Linked DNA regions of Homo sapiens: all the other regions are linked to region 2. The links are chromatin loops, found by intact Hi-C in ENCODE. Cell type or tissue: endothelial cell of umbilical vein. All regions are shown on one strand.

Region 1 (8,000 bases), 86 kb before region 2:
AGACACTCCCTTCTATTGATTCCAGGTCTTTAGATAAAAACTCTTTCAACCAATTGCCAATCAGAAATTCTTTGAGTCTACCTGTGACCTGGAAGCCCCTGCTTCAAGTTGTCCCACCTTTCCTGACCCAACGAATGTACACCTTACCTGTATTGATTGATGTCTTAAGTCCCCCTAAAATGTATAAAACCAAGGTGTAGCCTGACTACCTTGGGCACATGTTCTCCTGACCTCCTGAGGTTGTGTCACAAGTCATTGGTCCCTCATATTTGGTCAGAATAAACCTCTTCAAATGTTTTACAGAGCTTGACGCTTTTCGTCCACACTATGCAAAGAGAACAAGACAGGGATGGGAGATTTTGGTTCCACTTGGTGGCCAAGGCTCCTGGTTTCTAACCACATGCAGGACCAAGCTGGCACGGCCTGTCACAGCACCCACATCCCTACTGCCTTCTGGAAGCTGCTCCTTTTCCTTCAGGGCTAAGCAGGGACCCAGACCCCTTCCTTCACTGTCCTGGAGGCTCCAGCACCTGGTCACATTTCTGCTCTCAGCCTTGAAATGTGGAGGGCTCATCTCATCTTCTCAGAAAGTAAAACATGTGGCAGCCTCAGTGAGCCCATACAGTTTTCTTCAGGGCAGCCCACATGGCACCTGGCATGGTCTCCTCTCCCTCAAAGCAGGAAAGAGACCTTCTCATGGGTAAGAGAAGGCCCATGGTGGAAACACAAAGGCAGCCATCTGGCTGAGAAGGAAAAAACACTGATTCTTCCAGATGAGTCTGCAGTGGCGGAAAACAAAGCTGGGGTGGCTTCCCCACTGCAGTGCTTAGTTCTCGGGGGGATCTGCTGCTCATTGATTTCTAACATTGCCTTCCAGTTACATCATGGAAAACAGGAAGAAAGAGGAAAAAATAGGAAAGGAAGAACAAAATGCACTGAAGCAAGAGCAGGAAGAAAGGGTAGAATGAAGCATTTAAACAGAGAGGAAGAGAAAAATAGCAATCACAGAAAGAACCAGGGAGTTTATAAAACAGGCTGCATGAAAATCATTTATCAAAACACTGTCCAGGAATTTTTGTTAAAAATAAACATAAAACAATTAGCTAGTCACAAAAAGACAAGTACTGTGGAACTCCACTCATTGTTAGTCAGTGGCGAGGCAGACATGAGCAGGGCAGGAGAGGGCCCACCCCACCAGGAACCTCTGGAGACCATCAGGTGATACTCAGGCAGTGGTTAAACTGGTTCTCTAAAATAGTAATTGGTTGCAGCTGTGCCAGGGAAAGGCGGGCTCCCAATAGCTGGAAAACACCTGAAACTGATCAGCAGCTTTCTATAAGATCTCAGGAGTGGGGCGAGGTGGCTTAGGCCTGTGCACTAAGAGGTAAAATGTAGTTTAACTGGTGTGTGACCTTCCTCCAGGAACACGAGACAGGTAAGGGCAAAATACTTCAGGTGAGCATGTGCACAACTTCAGTAATACAGCGCGCACGCGGCCCCGCCCAAGCGCTGGCCGGTCACTGCGCATGCGGACAGCCCACCCCAAGGAAAGGTCAAGGAAGGGGAAATGGAAACCCTGAACCATGCCCATGTATAAAACCCAAAGTGGGGGGTTGTACCCTGCACTTGGATCTCTCAAGTCGCCTACTTCACCCTCTCCCAAGTGTACTTTACTTCCCTTAATTCCTGCTCTAAAGCTTTTTAATAAACTCTCAGTCCTGCTCTAAAACTCGCCTTGGCCTCTCACTCTGCACTATGCACCTCGGCCGAATTCTTTCCTCTGAGGAGGCAAGAATCGAGTTGCTGCAGACCCTACGGATTCCCTGCTGCTAACAGTATTAGTCCCTGGACTAATCAAATTCAGACACACAAAGTGGAATGGTGGATGCCAGGGGCTGGGGAGGGCAATGGGGAGTGAGTGCTTATTTAAGGGGGACAGAGTTCGGTCTTGCAAGATGAAGATGTTCTATTGATTGTGAAAAATGTGAATGCACCTAAATGCCTAAAAATGGTTAAAATGGTAATCGTTATGTGTATTTTGCCACAATTTAAAAACATAAAAAATAAGAATGTCTGAGTAAATAAACGTATAACGCGTTCTTTAAGTCCACTGACAGCGGCGTGGCCTTGGCCTCTGTGCTCATCTTTCCAGGACAGAGCCCCGTTTGGTGTTTCTGGTTCTGTGCTGCGTAGAGAACTTGGCACCCTGGTCCTATGCACAGAAGAGGAGCTTTCCGAAGGCTCCGGGAGAGAACGCTGGGGAGTCAAGGCCAGTCCGAGCACAGCAGCTGGGGCCAGATTGGAGACAGGGACTTTTTTATTCGAGAGAAAGCGAACGTAGTATCTAAGCGGAAGAGCCCTTGCAGGCGCGGGAAGGGAGGCCGCGCTTCCCCGGGCCTGCGGGGTCAGAGGAGGAGCTTCTGCGGGAGCTTAAAGGGGCCCCACAGCCCCCTGCACCCCTTCCACGAGCTCTGGGGAAGGCGTTCCTCGTGGGAGACCTGTCTCCCACGTTGTTGCCGGTTAAGAAGTCAGAGCTAGGGGACAGGCCGGGTGCGGTGGCTCACGCCTGTAATCCCAGCACTTTGGGAGGCCGAGGCGGGCGGATCACGAGGTCAGGAGATCAAGACTATCTTGGCTAACACTGTGAAATCCCGTCTCTACTAAAAATACAAAAAATTAGCCGGGCGTGGTGGCACGCGCCTGTAGTCCCAGCTACTCCGGAGGCTGAAGCAGGAGAATTGCGTGAACCCGGGAGGCAGAGCTTGCAGTGAGCAGAGATCGCGTCACTGCACTCCAGCCTGGCGACAGAGCGAGTCTCCGTCTCAAAAAAAAAAAAAAAAAAAAAAAAAAAAAAAAAAAAAAGGAGAGAGGAAAAAAGCAAACTGTGCCTTTAAACCAGGGCGACCTTCATTCCCACAAGAAGGACTCCGCCTTGGTCCCCTTGGGTGAAAGCTGCCGCTGCTGAGCGCCTCTGCGGCCCGGTGAGATCGGGGTTCACAGGCTGACCCAGCGTTAGGAGGTGCCGGGCTGATCACGACCGCCAGAGCTGCTGAGGTCGGAGCCCCGACCCTGGGAACGCAGCACGGAGCCTGGCCGCGGGCCGTGAACAAAGCGGTGTGCAGGGGACCCAGGTTCACAGCGCAGGTGCGCGGCTCCCCGGCGGCTCTGCCGTCCTAGCTCACGCGGTCCCGGGGCAGCTGCTTTGCGCCGAGCCCCAGAGACGTGGCGGCGGGTCCCGACTGCGCTGCCGCCCGTGAGAGGCACCGGACCTGCCCTCCAGGGCGGGGAAAGGGAGGACTCTGATCCCATGAGAACCCAGACAGTTCCATGTCCAAGGAGGCACCCGGAATGTTCTGAAACAAACCTGCGATTATGACAGCTCCGTATCATGTACTAGACGAAATTCTTACAGCTCCAACCTCTTTTTTTACATTTTCTATTAAATTTTAATACCGGTTTCTCGCGCCTATGAGCAAAAAGACAAGTGTTAAAGCTAGCAATCGTTTGTGCAATTTCATCGATTGGTTCCACCGCTGCACTTGCTGCTGGTGACCAATAGGGGGTGTTAATTGTTAATTATAATCAATATTCTGCCCACTGACAACAGCAAATCCTAAAAGCTCAAGTTTCAACTCAATTCTTAAAACGAAGATTTAACTAGCTCCTTGAATCTTATAGGACTTTTATCACTCTCAGTGCTTCCAGTTACAGGTTCTAGTCTCAAAACTAGTTGACCTAAATGTCTTCAAATAAACTTTAAAGGATATGGATGGAGTTTTAAGCCAACTTTTAACTGAAAGTATAGCATATATATAGAAAAGCTCACAAATCATAAATGTTCAGCTGGATATACATTTTTTACAAAGGCTCACACATCCATGGGGCCAGGCCTCGGGTCAGACATAGAATCTCACCAGGGGACTCCCTCACACACTTCCCAGCCCTTATCCCACCTCAGAGAATAGCCATCTTCCGACTTGTTCCAGTGTAGATGACCCTTGCCTGTTCTAAGCTTTATATAAATGAGTTATATAATGTATCTGGATTCTTTTGCTCAGTGTTTGCTCGTGAGACTGTCCCTATTCTGAGTGCAGCCATATTATGGGGGTGTAATGTGTGCGTACTGCCCTGCAATGCAGTACTCCCCTTTATGCACACACCACGAGGGGCATCTCCAAACAGCCGCTCCCAAGCATCGGGGCTGCTTTGGGCTTGGGGCAGTGATGAACGATGCTGTTATAAACCTTCTTGTGCATGTCTTTAGGCACACATATACGCATTTCTGATTGGCATATATTTAGGAGTAGAATTGCTGGGCCATAGAGTGTGCACATACTAAACTCAGAAGATGCTGCCAAACAGGTTTCCAAAACGGTTGTACGAATTTACACTCCCACGGGCTGCATATGAGAGCTCCGTTGCTCACATTTGCTATCATAAATGTATTTTTATTGCATGGAATTATTATAGTACTTGATGTATAGCTTTTCCAGGGTTTTCCAAAGAGTATAATCTTAGCCAGATACTAGCAAAAGAGTAATTAAGATGTAAGAACTATGTAAATTGTAAGCACTCAGAATATGTATTTACCACGCAGGATTCTCACAGATATCTTAAGATGCTGTTCAAATTAGGGAGGTCTATTCTTGATGCATGGAAGGTGTTGTGGATGAAATTCTTTTGCTTTATTTCTGCACAGAGTAATCTCATAGTAAGTTTAAATTACTGCAGGGATTTATCCCCAAGTCCTAACTGAGTGTCAATGTTGGGATGACAAAGACGGTCTAACCTTACACATCTGAACCAAGTCCTCATTTTCTCAGAGCCCAACAGGAGGCTGAACCCAGCGTCCCTGTCATGTCTCACCCTCTCAGAGGTGGCCTATGTAGTACCCACTCCAACATTGTTTCAGTTCTGCCCTCAAATGAAGCCAGAAGGTGATGGAGCTGTGGGAGGGGAGAGTGTAAGGTTGACAGTGTCTAAGCAAGCAGGACTTGACACAGATGACGAGGCTGTCTTTTCTATTCAGGTTCAGCTCATGAGCACTGGAGAGTTATAGAAACTTCTAGAATCAGCAGAATAGTTAAATTCACTCTCCTTTAATGCAAATGAAGAATGTCTTTCCTGGACTTCAGGAGTCACACTTCTCTTATGCCAGCTTCCTCTGAGAATTCCAGATATTCTCTGAGTAGAGGTGAATCTTCTGCCGGGTCTTCTGAAAGAGACCCCACCTCTCATCATGGGCTGCTCCTGACCTCTGCCCCCTGTGATAAATGAGCCAATTAACACTAAACTGGAGATTCCTCAGGGGTTTTAGGCTGGTTTTCCCAAGCCAAGTGTTACTCCTCAAATGTTCTCCATTCATCTTGTAGAAAGGGCCATGTTTGCAGGATTCCCAGCTCGCACGCAGTGGGTGATTGGTGGCTGTGGACAGAGCTTCAGGCCTGCAAAGATCTGATCGAGCAGAGCCAGGTTCTAGCAGGTGCTACCTAAATGAGTTGATTAGAGCACGCTTTCTGGAACCAAAATAAAAAATGAATTGTTCCTATTGTTTTAAAGTTAGTTGTAATGAAGAATTCATTTAATTTTGTTGTGGTAAAATATCCATAATCTGAAATTTACCGCTTAACCATTCTTAGGTGCACAGTTCAGTGGCATTAAGTGCATTTACATTGTTTCTTGTGCAACCATCACTATACTGTCTTCCTTCTCCAGAACTTTTTCTTCTTCCCAGACTAAAACCCTGTCCTCATTCAACACTGACTCCCCCTCCCCCATCTCCCCAACTCCTGGCAGCCCCCATTCTACTTTCTGTCTCTGTGACTTTGAGTCCTCTATGGACCTCATCTGTCTGGAGTCATACAGTATTTGTCCTTTTGTGGCTGGTGTATTTCACTTAGCGTAACATCCTCAAGTTTCATCTGTGCTATGGCACATGTCAGAGCATCTTTGCTTGTTGAGGATGGATAACACCCCATTGTTATCCATGGGGTGGATGACATGAAGGGCCCACATTTTGTTTATTCATTCCTCTGTTGGTGGACATGGGTGGCTTCCACCTCTTGGCTATTTTGAATAATGCTCCTAGGAACATGGGTGTACTGATCTTTTTGAGTCTGCTTTCAGTTTTCTTGGGCATTTAGCCAACAGCAGAATTGCTGAATCCTATGATAATTCTAGGTTTAATTTTTTCAGGAGCTGCTATACTATCTTCCACAGTGGTGAAAAATTCTCCTTGTGTCACTGGGACCTTTCCTTTGCCATGGCTTGTGTACATTCTCAAGTAGCTTTCAGAGTTATTTCAAAAGAAGTCGGGACCAGCGATGCCAGCATGGCTGAGCTTTTCACAAGTTTTACACCTAGAAATGGGTGGTACAGCAAGGTCCAAGGCAAAAAGATGGCTCCTCTGACCTCTAGGACACCCCACACCCCACTCTTTGATCCAGAGGTGTTGGAGCCTGTGAGGAAGGATGAGGTGGCAAGGTGAGAATTGAAAAGCGTGATAGCAGAGATGGGGAGTTCTGCAGAGGTGAACAAAGAATTCAGGAGATTCTGCAGAGGCAAAGAAAGAATCAGCAAACATGAAGATAGGGCCATAGGAGTGACCAAAAGCAAGGCACAAACAGGAACAGGGATTTTTAAAACAAGCACACAAAAAACCCAGAGCATGTAAGAGCTTTGGGAAATTATCGGACATGCTAACAGATGTGTAACTGGAATCCCAGAAGAAAAGAAAATCAGCAGAAGAAATATTTGAAGATATTGGGGGAACCTGCTCCCCATATTTCAACATAGGTTCTTTTTATTTCCCATAAGTGTCAGCCGGCTGAGAAATAAAGAGAAAGAGTACAAAGAGAGGAATTTTACAGCTGGGCCGCCAGGGGGTGACATCACATGTTGGTAGGACCGTGATGCCTGCCTGAGTCTCAGACCAGCAAGTTTTTATTTAGGGTTTCAAAAGGGGAGGAGGTGTAAAACAGAGAGTAGGTACAAAGATCACATGCTTCAAAGGGCAAAAAGCAGAACAAAGATCACATGCTTCTGAGGGAACAGGACAAAAGGCAAAACAGAACTACTGATAAGGATCTATGTTCAGCTGTGCACGTATTGTCTTGATAAACATCTTAAACAACAGAAAACAGGGTTCAAGAGCAGAGAACCAGTCTGACCACAAATTTACCAGGGTGGAGTTTTTCCCCACCCTAATAAGCCTGAGGGTACTGCAGGAGACCAGGGCGTATTTCAGTCCTTATCTCAACTGCATAAGACAGACACTCTCAGAGCGGCCGTTTATAGACCTCCCCCAGGAATGCATTCCTTTCCCAGGGTATTAATATTAATATTCCTGGCGAGGAAAAGAATTTAGCGGTATCTTCCCTACTTGCATGTCTGTTTATAGGCTCTCTGCAAGAAGAAAAATATGGCTCTTTTTGCCCAACCCCGCAGGCAGTCAGACCTTATGGTTGTCTTCCCTTGTTCCCTAAAAATCACTGTTATTCTGTTCTTTTTCAACGTGCACTGATTTCATATTGTTTAAACACACATGTTTTACAATCAATTTGTACAGTTAACACAATTATCACAGTGGTTCTGAGGTGACATACATCCTCAGCTTATGAAGAAAACAGGATTAAGAGATTAAAAGACAGGTATAAGAAATTATAAAAGTATTATTTGGGAACTGATAAATGCCCATATTAAAATGAAATCTTCACAATTTATGTTCCTCTGCCATGGCTCCAGCCGGTCCCTCTGTTCGGGATCCCTGACTTCCCACAACATGAAGAGTTAATGTCCAAGAATATTTAAAATTCATGGAAGACACCAAACCACAATCCAGAGAACACCCAGGAGGACAACCACTGCTAATAATACTAATAACCACAACAATAATAAACACTGGCTAGACCAAGCATAGTACAACTGCTGCTGGAAAAACAGAGAAAACAGGCACTGCAAACAGAGGAACAAAAAGAAAATCACAAACTTTGAATTAGAAA
Region 2 (8,000 bases):
CAAATCTTTAAGCATCTCAGAATAAGGGATAAATGCAGTGGAAGTGAGGTGCTTAAATGTGAGGCCACGTTCAAGTACAGGGTCACATTCTTCCATGTCATTGAAAATGTTTTCCAAGGCAGAATTCTATTCTGATATTTTGGCTGCTGTGAGAAGGACAATTCTTGGAGTCTTAGGGTGACTTTCATCCCTGACTATGCTCCCATGTTTTGCCATCTCATCCAGGTTTTTGTTTGTGGGTTCTACTGCCTTCTCTGACAAAATTTCCTCCACATCTTCTTCCTTCATGTCATTGAAACCTTCTCCACTTATTTGCCTTGCAATATGCATTGTTTTTTTACATTGTTTTTTATATTTTCTGAAACACCTTCAAAGCCTTGAAAAGTTTTCACAGAGTCTGGCCAAATGTTTTCCCAGCAGTTATTGATAGTAGCCTGCTTGATGCTGTCCCACGCTGTGCCAACATAATCAATAATGCTGCGTATAGTGAGTGATTTCCAGTAGTCTGTCATGGTGGCTTCCTTGTTGGCGTCAAGAGCCTCACAAGCTTTACAATAAAGTTCCCTCGTGTAGTGTGCCTTGAAAGTTTGTATTATGCCCTGAGGGGCTGGACGAGAGATGTAGTATTGGGGGCATGAAAAGAACTTCTTTGTTGGGGTGAGCATTTTCAAGTTCATCGTGCAATGAACTGGGGCATTATCCAAAATTAATAAGACCCAGAAAGCAAGGTTTTTGCCCTAGAGATATCGTTCAACTTCTGGAATGAAGCAGTGGTGGAACCAATCCCAGAATATTTCAGATACCAGCCATGCTTTTCTGTTCTACCGCCAATGGACTGGCATGCAGTTCAGATTTTTCCCTTTAAGGGCTCATGGGTTTTGGGCTCTGTACACCATCAGAGGTTTGCACTTAAAGTCGCCCTTGGCATTGGTGCACAATAGCAAGGTTGAATGCTTTAAAGTCAGGGGCTCGTGTGACCATTTACATTACATAGGTTCATTTGCCAACATTCTTATAAAACAAGCAGTCTCATCAGCATTGAAAACCTGCTCTTTACCATAACCCTTTAACCCTTTTCACGTATAACACTTAGCAGACATTTTAAAAATTCTTCCGCAGCCTCCTTATGGCAGAACCTGCCTTGCCTGCAAGTTTAAAATTTGATTTCATGCTGTACCGCCTTTTGAAACGTGCCAGCCAGCCTGCACTGGCTGAGAAGGGTTTAATATTTTCCTGACCTTGGGTAACATGGCTGTAAATTTCTTTGGCTTTCAGCCTCACAACAATACTGCTCACTACACTACAAAAGTCCATATATGACTTTTTTTATTGGTTGTCGTCTCATGAATCCACAATTTTAGCTGCTTTTCCATCTTTTCCATAGCTTCATCACACACTATAGATGTTACTTTAGCACTTTCTGGAGCAGCCTCATGTACAGATGTGAATGCACTGTATTGTTGATTCATTAACATTGAACTCATGGCCAACAGCACTATAACTCATGCCCGAACAAAGCTTATCTAACACATGTATTTTCTCTGTTAAGACACATCACAGCCTTCTTGCGCTTAGGGACATTAGACAGCATTTCAGCACTACGTTTGGGGGCCATTTGAAACAGAAATCACCATCGGAAAGCATAGAAATTTGAAAAATGTGACACTAAGTAGAGTGAGAAGAGGACATATGTTTACAGAATGAGAACTAAAAAAAAAAGGCAGAGCATGGCCTTATTCAAGCACAGCTGGGAACGTGTACATAAGGTGATCCAAATTTTTCACTGTTCTGCTTGTGTCCATATATGACTGAGAGTGCTTCAAGTATTGATTTTTGGGTTACACATAATTTTTAGCCAAGTAGCTGAGTTCATAAATACAGACTCTTTGAATGATGATTGACTGTATTTGTAGAGGTTACTTGCCAAAAAAGAGTGTGTTTCAAGCATAAAAATAGACTATATGAGGATACAACTTTTTGGGTGAAGTGGAATGAATTAAAGGAGAAAGAATTAATGTCTGACTTGTTCAGAAACTTTTTAGATGGAGAAATGGGTATTATGTTTCTATTACACTTAGATTCTATTGGATATATTTTTTATAAAGGATGCAATGGTTTAATTTAAAAATGTCATCAGAATGTCAGAAATTACATCCTTTACAACTATTTAAAACTATGAAGAAAAAAATTAGGTATTACCTAGATATGTGATAATTTTTGAAAATTATTTTAAAGAGCAAAACGGATTAGGAAGCAGCTTTGCTTTTGCCATTCCACTGAAAAAATGTACAGTTTCGATGGAAACATGTCAGCACTTGCTTGAAGGAATTTTTCAACTATAGAAAGAAAAAAGCTTCATTTCATCCCTTTTGGCATTGCTGAACACTTGGTTTTGATGTATAATTTTAAAACACCTGAGCACCATAAAATGAAACCACAGTATTCCTGAGTAGCCTGGTGAAATGTCGTGATTTTCTCCTACAGTACAGAAGGACAAAAATGCCTTTAATGTCCTCAAATGCTAGAGTTCTAGATGACGCATTAGTTTAAATGTCAACGCTTAATGTCTTCACATGTAATTTGGAACATAAGTTTTCTTACAGTTAAAATAATCCTTAGAGCAAAAAACAAAATAAAGTTTTTCGTATGCCTCAGGCTTCTTAAAATTTTCTAGTAATTGGTACTGTTTCTGGTTTCCTTAGTTTCTTGCCGTGGGTAAGGTCCAAACACCTTACATGTGTTGCTGGTGGCCCTCACAATTCTACCTTGGACTAAAGCACTAGGGAGTCTGTAGGCGCCTTCCTGCGCTCCTCCACTGCGGTGGATCCACAATTTCTTCTCAGCTGACTTACTGGTTTTCATGTTAACTATTTCGGTTAATCATTCATGAAGCGCGTGGCTTATATTTGGGAAAACATTGCACCTTAATCCCAACATGCATAATTTATGTTGCTTAATTATTTTAAGTCATTGCATTAGAATAGTAACTGCGCTCTCCATGAGCCTAGGCTAGAAAGAAGGGAAAAAATCCCAGGTTCTCTCCCAACGATCAGGGGTTACTCAAGCCGCCCGAGTTCTCTGGGGCCCCTCTGGGCCAGGCTGCGTCCACTTGGGAGAGGCCGAGGACCTGGCGCCAAGAGGCGGCGGTGTCTGCGCTAGGGGCCGAGCGGGTGCGCTGTGTCTGCGGGGCCAGGCCAAGGACCTGGAGCAGGGAGGAGGCCGAGCGCGGAGCCGGGCCTTGTCGGCTGCGTCCGCGGGGCTAGGGTAGAGACCGAAGACTGGACAGGAGGAGGCGGCGGTGGCCGCGCGCGGGGCCAACCGGTGGGCTCCCTCTACCGGACCGAGGCCCAGCACTGGGCCAGAGGAGGTGGCAGCTCGCCGGCAAAGCAGGGTGGGCTGCGTCCGCGGGGGCGAACACCCGACGCTATCCGAAGACGTCCCGCGCGGGCCGGCGGGGGCGCGGTCTGAGGACGTCACTTCCGGCGCCGGGGCTCACTTCCTGGTGCGGGAAGGGGCAGAGATTGGTGCAGCCCCGGAGGAAGAAAAAAGGGTGAGGAGAAGCAGCGGCTGAGCGGGTTGGCATCTGGGGCAGCGGGCTCGCTCCAGGCCGTCGGGGGCCGCTCGCCAGCGTCGCCCGCTGTGTTGGGAGCGCGGGCCGTGGGCGTCGCTCGGCCTTGTCCGCGGCGTCCCCGCTGCCGGCCACGGCGCTCAGCGCTTGTGCTCTGTATTGCAGGTCTACCCCGAGCCCCGGAGCGAGAGCGAGTGCCTGAGCAACATCCGCGAGTTCCTGCGCGGCTGCGGGGCTTCCCTGCGGCTGGAGGTGAGCGCGGGCGGCCACGGGCCGAGGGAGGGGCCGGGAAGACGGGGTTGGGCCCGGGGTGGGTGCTTCGCTCCAGCCGGACCTCCTGCCTCCTCCGCGCCCGGATCCGACCCTCCCCGGCTGCTCGAGAGTCCGGGATGTGTGGAACGGGGCGTTGCGGGTTTGGGTAATGGCCGGGAGGTGGCGGCGCGCGGGCCACCCCCAGGGCAGGGTGGAGTCTGCGTGTGGAACCCCAGACATTGCTCTCGTTCCAGTGAGGAAGAGTGGTTCTGGTCGCTGGTGGTGCAGGTGACACACATTTTCAACAACCGTTTATCAGGGGTGTGAACCGATTTCTTGGCACCTGCCTCAGCATGAACTCTGCTTTTAGAGATTGTCATCTAAGGGCTGGCATCTAGGTCTGGGTCAGGCCTTAGAATCCTCAGCAGGTGATCAGGCAAAGTCGTGCAGAAATAAAATGGGCCAGCCCTCCGCCTGCTTCTCCCAGCCGCACTCCTTTCTCTGCTTTTTCTTCCTGAGACCAGAAATTCGGTGGTTTTTCCGTACCCTCAACACTTAATGTCCAGAGAATTCACATTAACCAGTATGTGACGTTTATAAAACATGCTGTCGGGGAACATACTGGGCGGGGTCTCGATTCCCTGTTGTAAAATGTTGTGTCACTTTACTAAACATTGTCTTTTCAGTCTTTCAGTGGCAGTTTCTGGGAATTTAACTCTTTCATTTTATTTTGCTATTGCGATTCTTCCTACACTTGGGGTAGCACTTTAAATACAGAAATCTAGCTTTGCTTTTCTTGGGATCTGCTTAAGTGGTTGCAGTCAGTCCTGTACTTAAGTCCTGCCGTTTATGTTGCCACTTTGTCACTCTTAACCTTAGTTTTCTTATCTGTAAACTGAGATGGGCAATATCAAGCTCCCAGATAAGAGTACAGTCGGCCCTCCGTATCCAAGGTTACCCACCCGTGTATTCAGCCAACCTTGGATTGGAAATACTGGAGGAGGGGGAAACCAATTAAAAAAAAACAATAAAAAACAACACAGTATAATGATTATTTACATATCATTTATAATGTACTAGGTAGTGTATGAAACCTAGAGATGATTTAATGTTTACGGGACTATGCCATTTTATATAAAAGACTTGAGCATCTGAGGGTTTTGGTATCCACCGGGATCCTGGAACCAATTCCCTGCTGATAAAAAGGGACAACTGTATATGAAAGCATCTTTGTAGAACCTGTTATGTAGGATAACCCAACAGAGGTTTCCCTTCCCGAAGAATATTTTGCTATAGGTTTCTCGGAAAACCTAGAACATCAAATCTGTGAGGGCAGGTTACATGGAAAGTTTATTTAATTGAATTAGACATGTAGGAATTCATAGATTAAAGTATTACTGGCGTTGTTTATGATTGTAAACACAAAGAAATTTATTGTTGGTAGTATTTCATGTTGGCAAGGAAATTATTACACGTAAGTGAAAGTGCTAGGGGAGATTCCAAGAAACTTAGGGCCTTTTCAAAGGGGAAAAAGACAGTGTTTCAGTAGTCTTTCCCTGATACCCTTTGTCGTATCAGCTTTGTCATTTGTAATCCAGCTGCCTTATTGGCTGTGATAATATGCCTTGCTAGTGGCAGGTTTTACTTTTTCTTCACCTTTGTGAGGGATTTTATTATATTATCCTCTTGAAACTACTGAGTTTTGTTTACGTTAACATACTTTTGAAACTCAATTGGCACATTAAGATTATCTGACTTTAGTGTAAAACTTTTTAAAAAAGTTTTGTTTTAAAGTAAATTGAGGCTGGGTGTGGTGGCTCACGCCTGTAATCCCAGCACTTTGGGAGGCCGAGGCGGGTGGATCACATGAGGTCGGGAGTTCGAGACCAGCCTGGCCAACATGGTGAAACCCTGTCTATACTTAAACAAACCCAAAAACAAAAATTAGCCCGGCGTGGTGGCGTGCACCTGTAGTTCCAGTTACTCAGGTGGCTGAGACAGGAGAATCCCTTGAACCCCGGAGGCAGAGGTTGCAGTGAGCTGAGATTGCCACTGCACTCCAGCCTGGGTGACAGAGCAAGACTCCCTCAAAAAAAAAAAAAAAAAAAAAAGTAAATTGAATGTTAAAAACTTACCGTTTTTAGTTTTCCAAAGGTTGCTGACATTTCATACAGTAACTATTGTTTTTATAATTAAGAGTTTATTTGAAGGTTTTCTGGAAGAGAGTTTTCACTAACATATTCCAAGCATCTACAATAGTGCTTGGCACATAATAGGCTTTCAATAAATATTTGTTACTAATAGAATGAACTTGAGGTTGTAAGTGATAGCAAGTGAGTTTCATTTTAAAGTAAAAAATTAGTTTTGACTTATTTTGTGCTATTTTTAAAGAGTAAATATCTCTTCCAGTAAATTTAAGCAAGAGGCAAATGTTAGCATTCTTCAAGCTTAGTGTGAGTCACACTTGTAATTACCTAGGAGATAATAAAAATGAAAATATGAAAACAGCACATGAAAAACCTGATAAATTGTTCAGTCATTGTGTTTTTTGGGAAGTTACCCTGAGAAGTCATTTTGTATGCTATGCATCCAGCTCTGGCTTCCAGCCTTGTAAGGTGATGTGAAGGGACAGGGCTGGGCCCTGAAGGACTTGGTCATCTCCCATGCGGGCCACAGTGCAGCAATTTCCCAGTGTTTAAGAATTGCTTAGGGAGTCAGGAGGGAAGGGCCTTGCACTTGTGAAATATGTTGTGGGATTTACACATTTCATTTTCACAAAATTCTGAAAGGTGGGAAATTGATAAGAAATGTTTTGAAACTACAGACACAAAACTTAAAACTAATAGCTTAAATTCTAGATTAGCTTTTGTTCTATAGTTGTAAATGTCAAGGTGCTTTTCTTCCAGGGGTTAGTTTAGACTGAATTGTGTTTGTAACAGATTGTTTTTGGTGTATATATTCTTATTTACTGTCAGTTTAAGCTCTGCTAAGATTTGTTAAAGGGAAAAAGGAAGTAAACTTGGTTAATATGTCAGCTGTTTTGGTGCATGCCCTCCTTAATTACCTGTAGAAAATCAGATATTATCCCCCAATTGTTTTGATTATGAAAATATTTTTATAAATTGGTTTTAAAGGAATATTGTGTGAGTCGCATTTATTGGTAAACTTTGAGAAGCACTGGGTTTTAAGCTGGAAAACTTTGAAATTTGGAAAATTAAAAAAATTTAATTACTGTTGGAAAGCAGTGCAACTTGGATGACTTCATTTTCTTATAACTTTTTTACTTGGCATGCTTAAATTTTTTTTTTTTTTCCAGTTAGGGCAAAAAACCCCTAGGCACACAATTTCTATTTGTATCTCAAAAGCAACCAAAATAATAATTATTAATAAGAATAATGATGATGTTGGCTGGGTGCAGTGGCTCATGCCTGTAATCCTAGCGCTTTGGGAGGCTGAGGCGGGTAGATCACCTTAGGTCAGGAGTTTGAGACCAGCATGACCAACATGGTGAAACCCCATCTCTACTAATCACGCCACTGCCCTCCAGCCTGGACAACAGAGCAAAACTCCGTCTCAAAAAAAGAAAAAAAAAATGATGATGATGATGATGTTTGTAGAATTTCACTTGAGGATAAGTAACTTACTGAGGCAAACCAAGCAAGTGATAGGACATTTCTTTGCATTTTCTTAGGTAAACAGCTACAGAGAAATTCAGAGTGATTTCTGTTTCCAGTATTTTGCTATGTTACTGTGGAATTCTGATTCAAGTGTTGTAGCTACTGTAGGATGTGTATGTGTGCATGTGTGTGTGTGCACATGCTTGTTCACTGAAAAGGTCACAATGAATTAGCTTCCAAGATGTTCCCACCCTATGCAACATTGTCTGATTAGGCATCTGACAACTAGGGAAGCAGGTGAAATGTAACTGGCAAAAGCAGATTTTATGTTCCTAGGAGAAAGCTTGTTTGGTTAAAGCCATCACGCCTGTAACATGTTTACCAGTTTTTTATTTCAAGAGCTGAAAGTTAAGGATATAAGATTCCAGTTAATTGATACATTATTAAGCTCACATTAATAACGTGGTTTCAGGAATATTAGCAACAAAATTATTATAATAAAGCTATGGATTTTAACTTAGTTCTGTTTGAAAGAAAGATGTCTACTGTTCTTGATACTTAGC
Region 3 (8,000 bases), 69 kb after region 2:
ATATACCCAGAAGTGGAATTGCTGGGTCAGATGGTGGTTCTGTGATTAAGTCTGGAGGAACTGCCACGTGGTTTTCCCCAGCGGCTGGACCATGTCGCATTCCCACAAGCAGTGCACAGGGTTCTGCTGCTTCTGTGTTCTCGCCAACTTGTTTTTTTTTTTCTTAAAGTAATAGCCATCCTGTTGGATGTGAAGTTGCTACTGTTTTTTGTAGTTGTTAATAATGATAATTTAAAAGGCAGTATTTTTTATTATAATAAATCGACTTGGGCAGAATTTTTTTCCGGCTGCTTGTTATGTTCCAGTTAATGTATAAAGTACTTTCCATTTGCAACTTCAGTTCTCCTCATAACCCTTGAAGACAAGTATTGCTGGGATATTAAGAAGGGGGTGGGTTGCAAGTACATGACATCCTTTAAAAAAATCCGTTCATGTGTAGAGCCCACTGAGAGCGCGGCACTGGCACCATGCTGAGGCGTGGAAATGTCAACTTGATAGACATCACTGTTAGGAGATGCAGTTTAGTCTGTGACTCAGTTGGATGGCACTGGCCTGCATGAGCCTTCCTGGAGACCTAGGGCTAGGGCAGGCCCGGTCCATCCTGTGAGCCCATCTCCTAGCCCAGCCCCACCAGTTGGAGAGATCTTTTTCCTGGGAACCAATGAGAGCAGCCCTGGGCCGAGAGGCCTGAGGTGGCGCCAGTGGACTTTCCAGGAGGACACTTGAGCCAGGGCAGAGGAAGGAGGACCTCGTTCGTTGCTCACCTTTGCCAAGGAGAGTTGAGGTTACAGAACTGCTAAGTGGGACGCACCTTTGGAGTAGGGACAGACGCTTGTTCCAGCTGGTCTTTCTGACTTTCTTTAATTCTTAAGTGAACTCCTCCTTTAAGTGTGAATCCTGGACTGACTCTGAACCACCACAGTAAGAGTGCAGGTGAGTGGGGTTTTACTTTTCATGTATTTCTCCTTGTGGATTTTTTAGAAGTAACCCAGAGCAAGGAAATTACGCTGAAAAGATGGGGTTTGTGGATCTCAAAATCCTCTCCAGTTGGAAGTGATTTTCAGACACATTTGAATGTCGTCAGTGTCATCTGCCGTGGGAATTTGTCTTGCAGTATGCTGTTACCCCTGATAGCCCACAGGAAGGCATCGTGAGCCCCCGCTTTTGAGTGGACTGTGGGCCCTTGAGCTGGCAGCAGCAGAGGACGCCCTCCAAAGGACCGGCAGGGCGTGTTTAGAAACATGGCTCTCATGAGGAACAGTGCTCTCACTTTGTTCTACCCGAAGCCACTACTCATGTCTTAGGCGTGTCTGAGCGTGTGTGCGTGCCCGGTTTCAACGTATGTGCGTGTACATGGTGTGTTGCCATCAAGGAGCTCTTTGCAGGGGCCACACGGAATCCATAGGTGTATTAGGGTGCTTTAGAGGGACAGAACTAATAGTATTCTCCTGTTAGTTATATATATAGATATAGATAGATATATAGATATGAAGGGAACTTTATTAAGGGGAGTTTATTATATATACATGTTATATATATATAAAGGGGAGATATATATATATCTACATATACATATATACATATACATCCCCCTATTGTGGGACCTTGTGATCATGTAAGTTAATACCTAATAAACTCCCTTTCATATATATATAGATATATATGTCTATATATATCTATATAGATATATATGTCTATATATATCTATATAGATATATATGTCTATATATATCTATATAGATATATATGTCTATATATATCTATATAGATATATATGTCTATATATATCTATATAGATATATATGTCTATATATATCTATATATAGATATATATGTCTATATATATCTATATATATGTCTATATATATATCTATATATATATCTATATATATAGATGTCTATATATCTATATATATAGATGTCTATATATCTATATATAGATATATATATCTATATATATAGATATATAGACATCTATATATATAGATATATATAGACATATATATATCTATATATATAGATATATATCTATATATATCTATATATAGATACATATCTATATATCTATATATATAGATACATATCTATATATATCTATATATAGATATATATCTCCCCTTTATATGTATATATATATGTATCTCCCCTTTATATATATATATAACATGTATATATAATAAACTCCCCTTAATAAACCCCTTGATATATCTATCTGTATCTATCTATATATACAGCTAATAGGAGAATATTATTAGTTCTGTCCCTCTATTACTTCTGTCCCTCTAAAGAACCCTCATACACCTATGGATTCATATATGTATGTATATGTGTACGTGTACGTATATGTGTATATGTATACAAGGTCCCACGATAGGCCATCTACAGGCTGAGGAGCAAGGAGAGCCAGTCCGAGTCTCAAAACTGAAGAAATTGGAGGCTGATGTTTGAGGGCAAGAAGCATCCAGCATGGGAGAAAGATGTAGGCTGGGAGGCTAGGTCAGTCTCGCCTTTTCACGTTTTTCTGCCTGCTTTATATTTGCTGGAAGCTGATTAGGTGGTGCCCAGCAGCTTAAGGGTGGGTCTGCCTTTCCCAGTTCACGGACTCAAATGTGAATCTCCTTTAGCAACACCCTCACAGACACACCCAGGATTAATGCTTTGTGTCCTTCAATCCAATCAAGTTGGCACTGAGTATTAACCATCACAATAGGGTTTGTGCCAAACTGAGACCTAAGTAACTTTGGAAAATTTCCCTTTTTTTCCTGTTTATTTTTTAAAATTCAAGAAATGTCATTTTTGAGCATATTAGTGATGCATTTGCTAAACTTTATCTGATGGTTGAACCAAAGGAATAACCTTCTGTCCCTGTTGTTCTCTAATTACCTAAGCATATTGTATGGAAAGTCATGCTAGTTTTATTTTAGTTTATTTATTTTTAATTTTATTTTACTATTTTATTTTGAGATGGAGTTTCACTCTTGTTGCCCAGGCTGGAGTGCAGTGATGCTCACTGCAACCTTTGCTTCCTGGGTTCAAGCGATTCTCCTGCCCCAGCCTCCCGAGTAGCTGGGATTATAGGCACGTGCCACCATGCCTGGCTAATTTTTGTATTTTTAGTAGAGATAGGGTTTTACCATGTTGGCAGGCTGGTCTTGAACTTCTGACCTCAAGTGATCCACCTGCCTCAGCCTCCCAAAGTGCTGGGATTACAGGCGTGAGCCACCACGCCCAGCCCAGTCTGAGTTTAACCGTGGGCATTTGAGGCAAGTGTGAAACCACATTTTTTACCGTGTTACTCTAGAGCAGTTAAGAATAAAACTCTAGGATCACAATTACATTCAGTACAGCAGACTTCCCTCTCACCTCTGGCTTTGCGTAATGTGGTTACAAGTACCTGCAGTCAACTGTGGTTCGAAACAGGTGAGAACAATACAGTAAGATATCTTGAGAGAAGAGACCACATTCACATAACTTTAGTTATAGTATATTGTTATAATTGTTCTATTTCATTATTAGTTGTTGTTAATCCATTATTGTACCTAATTTCCAGATTAAACACACATAGGTATGTATAGATGGGAAAACATAGTATATATAGGGTTGGTATATATACAGAGATATAGCTGCAGTTTCAGACATCCAGTGGGCAGTCTTGTGGGTACCCCCGTGGATAAGGGTGGGCGGCTATATTGCATTTTTTCCAGTAGTTTATGTGGCTTTCTGATTTTGGAATTAGGTTTCCTTTTTTGAAGAGTGTGTTAAATGTATTTTGATTTATAGTTAATTAGTGCTTGATTTTTCTGAAAACAAAATTGTGCCAGGTTCCAAACTTAGAGACTTCTCTGACCATCATGTTAGGATCATTTCTTTATTCATGAAAACACTGACTTCCTTTAAATTGAGGGTTTCTCTTCTGAATTATATTTTAATTTGATGTACAAATAGTTTTACTGAGTAAACAAGAACTGAAGTTTTTCTCTAAATGGCACTTTTTTAGGCTGTTTATCTCCAGATAAATTGACCAGATGGTCCAATTCACCTCTCCTGCTTCCCTGGGGAAGTGTAGCCATTGGTGGTTTGCCCTCTTGTGGTCGGAGATGGAATTGTTCTTGTCAAGGTTCACCGTTGTGTTGGTGCTTTTAACCTGTGGTGTAGGATTTCTTGTTTGAATAGTCCCTCTTTGAAGACAGATAAAATGTTCTAGGATTCTGTAATAACGATCTTTCTAATGCTTGTGTCAAAAGCATTGTATATTATTCCTGAATATGTACAGTACAGTCTTATGGAAGGTAAATAATTGTCACTTAGCATTTATTTTCTGTGCACCTTTTTTGGTTAGGTAAAACCCATGGATTTCTATAGCATTTTTTTTTTTTTTTTGAGACAGAGTCTTGCTCTGTTGCCCAGGCTGGAGTGCAGTGGCATAATCTCAGCTCACTGCAACCTCCACCTCCTGGGTTCAAGCGATTCTCCTACCCCAGCCTCCCAAGTAGCTGGGATTACAGGTGCCCGCCACCACGCCCGGCTAATTTGTGTATTTTTAGTAGAGACAGGGTTTCACCATGTCAGCCAGGCTGGCCTCGAACACCTGACCTTGTCATCTGCCCGCCTCAGCCTCCCAAAGTGCTGGGATTACAGGCATGAGCCACCGCAGCCAGCGTCTACAGCATTTTTTACAGGCTGATATGTATTTGTGTTTCACACCCACCCACCCACCCTCACTCTTACTCCCTTGCTTCAGAATTTCCTAAATTCAAGGGAGAAGTTAAGGAGAGAAGCAGCAAGGTCCATTCTGGAAGTGAGTGGTGATGGTGGTTGCTGTGATTGGATAGAAGTGGAGGCACTCAGCTGCATGTGGCACACACGGTTAGCAGCTGTGAGAACACACCTCGTGCTCTGTGTGCTTCCAAGACCAGTTTTCTGTGTGTGCATGTGGACTCAGGCTTTTTTAGATGATTATTTCTAATGTGCTGACTTTAGTCATTCTCCTATTTCTGGACAGCTTATTATCTGTTGTAAAGACATTTCTTTTAAATGCTGTTTTGGGGGCTGGTTAGCTTGAGATGATGACTGTCTGTGTTTGGCAGTGATGTGAGAGCTTAAATGGGACTGTCATTTGCTGATCCACAGATCTTTAACGACATTGCCACTTTTTAAGTTGGTCACTTTTAAATATTTTTTACTTATTTTTGACATAAAGCAACACGCAGCTGAATTTTGGATGTCGTTATTAATTTAGCTGTGGAGGAACAGTGTTTGATGTGAGTATAATCTGTGCGGGGAAAAGGACAAAAGTACCCCAGAACCTTGCCTTCCTTCGTGCCACTGGATGTGAGCTTGTGCTGTAGTCCTTCCTCCTCTCCGGTGAGGATTGGGTTTGGATGGGACACATGAGGCTGCATTACAGGATGGACCTCTCAGCACTATTGTTTCAAGATGTAATTGTTTTTAAACAAGAGAGAAGAACATAAATTAGAAGATATGGGCCCCCCGAGGCAGGCGTAGGGAGCGTATTATAGCATTATGTACAAAGGGGTCTTGGAGTAGATGGTTTGGAAATGTTTCTGGCGTGTGAAAGTGAATATTTTCCTAGATTGGTATACCGAGCATGTCCTCACTGCAATGTGGCTGCCTCCCGTTGTCGGTGATGATTACACATCTTCCGTTTCAGGAGCACGTCCCATAGACCAGCTGACTTAGAGTAATTAGGGGTCAGGTTGTTAGTCTTCCAGTATTAGAGCTTCTCTTTTTTAAAAAAGTTTTATTTGCATTTATGCTTAAGTAATTGTATTACTTACATGCCACATGCTTGTAGCATGTGATAGCCAGTAGACGGAAGAGCTCATGTGGGGAAGAGCACAGGCCACCCACTCCCACAGCCCTGATCCAGGGAGAGGCGTTACTCACCTCCTCTCCTCTCCTACGTAGCTGCCTCGCAACTCTTCACAGTATGCAGAGACTTCTCTGCTTAGATTTATAGGGCGTATCTCACTTTATTGCACTTTGCTTGTTTTTTTGTTTTTTTTTTTTTCTCTTACAAATGGAAGGCTTGTGGCAACACTGTTGGTGCCATTTTTCCAGCACCATGTGCCCACTTGTCCCAGTGCTTCATTTGGGTAATTCTTGCACGATTTCACAGCTTTTCATTATTGTATCCGTTATGGTGATCTGTGATCAGGGACCTTTGGTGTTACTGTTAGAATTGTTTTGGGGTGCCATGAACCATGCCCATGTAAGATGGCAGACTTAATTGATAAATGTTGTGTGTATTCTGACTGCCCTACTGACCGGGAATTCCCCATGTTTTTCCCCAGGCCACTCATTCCCTGAGACACAAAAATACTGAAATTAAACCAGTTTATAACCTTACTATGGCCTCTTAAGTGTTCAAATGAAAGGAAGAGTTGCATGTCTCTCACTTTAAATAAAAAGCTAGAAACGATTAACCTTAGTGAGGAAGGCATGTAGAAAGGTGAGACAGGCTGAAAGCTAGGCCTGTTGCACCAGTCAGTCGTGAATACAAATGAAAAGCTCTTGAAGGAAATTATAAGTGCTACTCCAGTGAACACATGAATGATAAGCAATGAAACCACCTTATTGCTGATATGGAGAAAGTTTGAGTGGTGTGGATAGAAGATCAAACCAGCCACAACATTTCCTTAAGGGCAAAGCCTAATCTCTTCAATTCTATGAAGACTGAGAGGTGAGGAAGCTGCAGAAAAAGAGTTTGAAGCTAATGGAGGTTAGTGCATGAGGTTGAAGGAAAGAAGCCGTCTCCAGAACATGATGAAAGTGCAGGGTGAAGCAGCACGTGCTGACGGAGAAGCTGCAGCAAGTCATCCAGAAGATCTAGCTGACATCATCGGTGAAGGTGGCCACACCAACAGGCTGACTCTCTGGTCTGGGGTTAATGTAGCTGGTGACTGAGTTGAAGCCAATTCTCATTTACCATTCTGAAAATCCTAGTACCCTTAAGAATTATGCTTAACCAACTTTGCCTCTCTGCGCTGTAAGTTAGAACAACAAAGCCTGGATGGTGGCACATCTGCTTGTGTCATGGTTTGCTGAATATTTTAAGCCCACTTTAGAGACCTCCCACTCAGGAAAAAAAGATTCCCTTGAGCATGTTACTGCTTATTGACAGTGTACCTAATCACCCAAGAGCTTTGAGGGAGACATACAAAGAAATTAATGTTGTTTTCATGCTGCTAACACAGCATCCATACTGCAGCTCATGGGTCAAGGATTAATTTAGATTTTTGGGTCTTAGCATTTAAGGAATACATTTTGTAAGGCCATAAATAGTGGTTCCTCTAATGGATCTAGGCAAAGTAATTTGAAAACCTTCTGGAAAGGATTTACCCCTTTAGATGCTGTTAAGAACATTTGTGATTTATGGGAGGAGGTTAAAATATCAACATCAACAGGAGTTTGGAAGACATTGATTCTAACCCTGATGGATGACCTTAGGGCCTCAGGACTTCAGTTTAGGAAGGAACTACCTGTGTGGTGGGAACAGCAAGAGAACTAAAATTGGAAGTGGAGCCTGGAGATGTGACTGAACTGCTGCAGTCTCATGAGAAAACTTGAATGGATGAAGAGTTGCTCCTTATGGCTGAGCAAAGAATGTGGTTTCTTGAAATAGAATCTACCCTTGCTGAAGTGCCGTGAACATTGTTGAAATAACAAAAGATTTAGACTGTTGCAAAAAGTTAGTTGATAAAGTGGTAGCAGGGTTTGAGAAGATTGACTCTTAATTTTGTAAGAAGTTGTATGTGTGTAAAATGCTACCAAATAGCATCTCACGCTCCAGAGAAATCTTTCATGAAAGGAAGAATCAGTTGATACTGGCACACTTCATTGTCTTGTTTCAAGAAGTGTCCATAGCCACCGCAGCCTTCTGCAGCCACTGATCAGTCAGCAGCCATCCATATCAAGGCAAGACCCTCTACAAAGAGATTACAGCTTGCTGAAGGCTCAGATGATTGTTAGCATTTTTT

The links. A loop is a pair of places that touch in the nucleus more often than their neighbours do. Peaks named below come from ENCODE experiments on the same cell type or tissue, not always from the same donor. Only the 100,000 strongest peaks of a DNase experiment are listed, where the experiment ranks them.
Region 1: a loop joins it to region 2, with 6 times the contacts of the local background. A loop is called at or near these places in 17 of 110 quality-filtered maps.
Region 3: it touches region 2 in a loop (8-fold over the local background); 74 of 110 quality-filtered maps call a loop at or near these places.

Annotation. Positions count from the first base shown.
Region 1 is chr13:111,064,402-111,072,401 of GRCh38, forward strand. No RefSeq gene overlaps it. Among named protein-coding and RNA genes, the nearest start is that of LINC00368, 27 kb to the right of the region's middle. RefSeq lists enhancers at 1-178, 2,880-2,939. In endothelial cell of umbilical vein, a CTCF peak has its summit at 3,537 (motif pointing right); a DNase peak (open chromatin) is centred at 3,470; H3K4me3 peaks cover 609 bases; H3K27me3 peaks cover 1,342 bases.
Region 2 is chr13:111,150,172-111,158,171 of GRCh38, forward strand. ARHGEF7 (Rho guanine nucleotide exchange factor 7) reads left to right here. Exons shown (of 22, transcript NM_001354046.2): 2 at 3,734-3,820. LOC101060553 (a long non-coding RNA gene) reads right to left here and starts at 3,406. Exons shown (of 2, transcript NR_120398.1): 1 at 1-3,406. RefSeq lists a silencer at 3,537-3,896. In endothelial cell of umbilical vein, CTCF peaks have their summits at 3,221 and 3,978 (motif pointing right); a DNase peak (open chromatin) is centred at 3,430; H3K4me3 peaks cover 1,815 bases; H3K27ac peaks cover 1,901 bases; H3K27me3 peaks cover 347 bases.
Region 3 is chr13:111,219,495-111,227,494 of GRCh38, forward strand. The region is part of intron 5 of ARHGEF7 (Rho guanine nucleotide exchange factor 7); the gene reads left to right. Among named protein-coding and RNA genes, the nearest start is that of ARHGEF7-AS1, 75 kb to the left of the region's middle. In endothelial cell of umbilical vein, a CTCF peak has its summit at 4,102 (motif pointing left); a DNase peak (open chromatin) is centred at 4,067.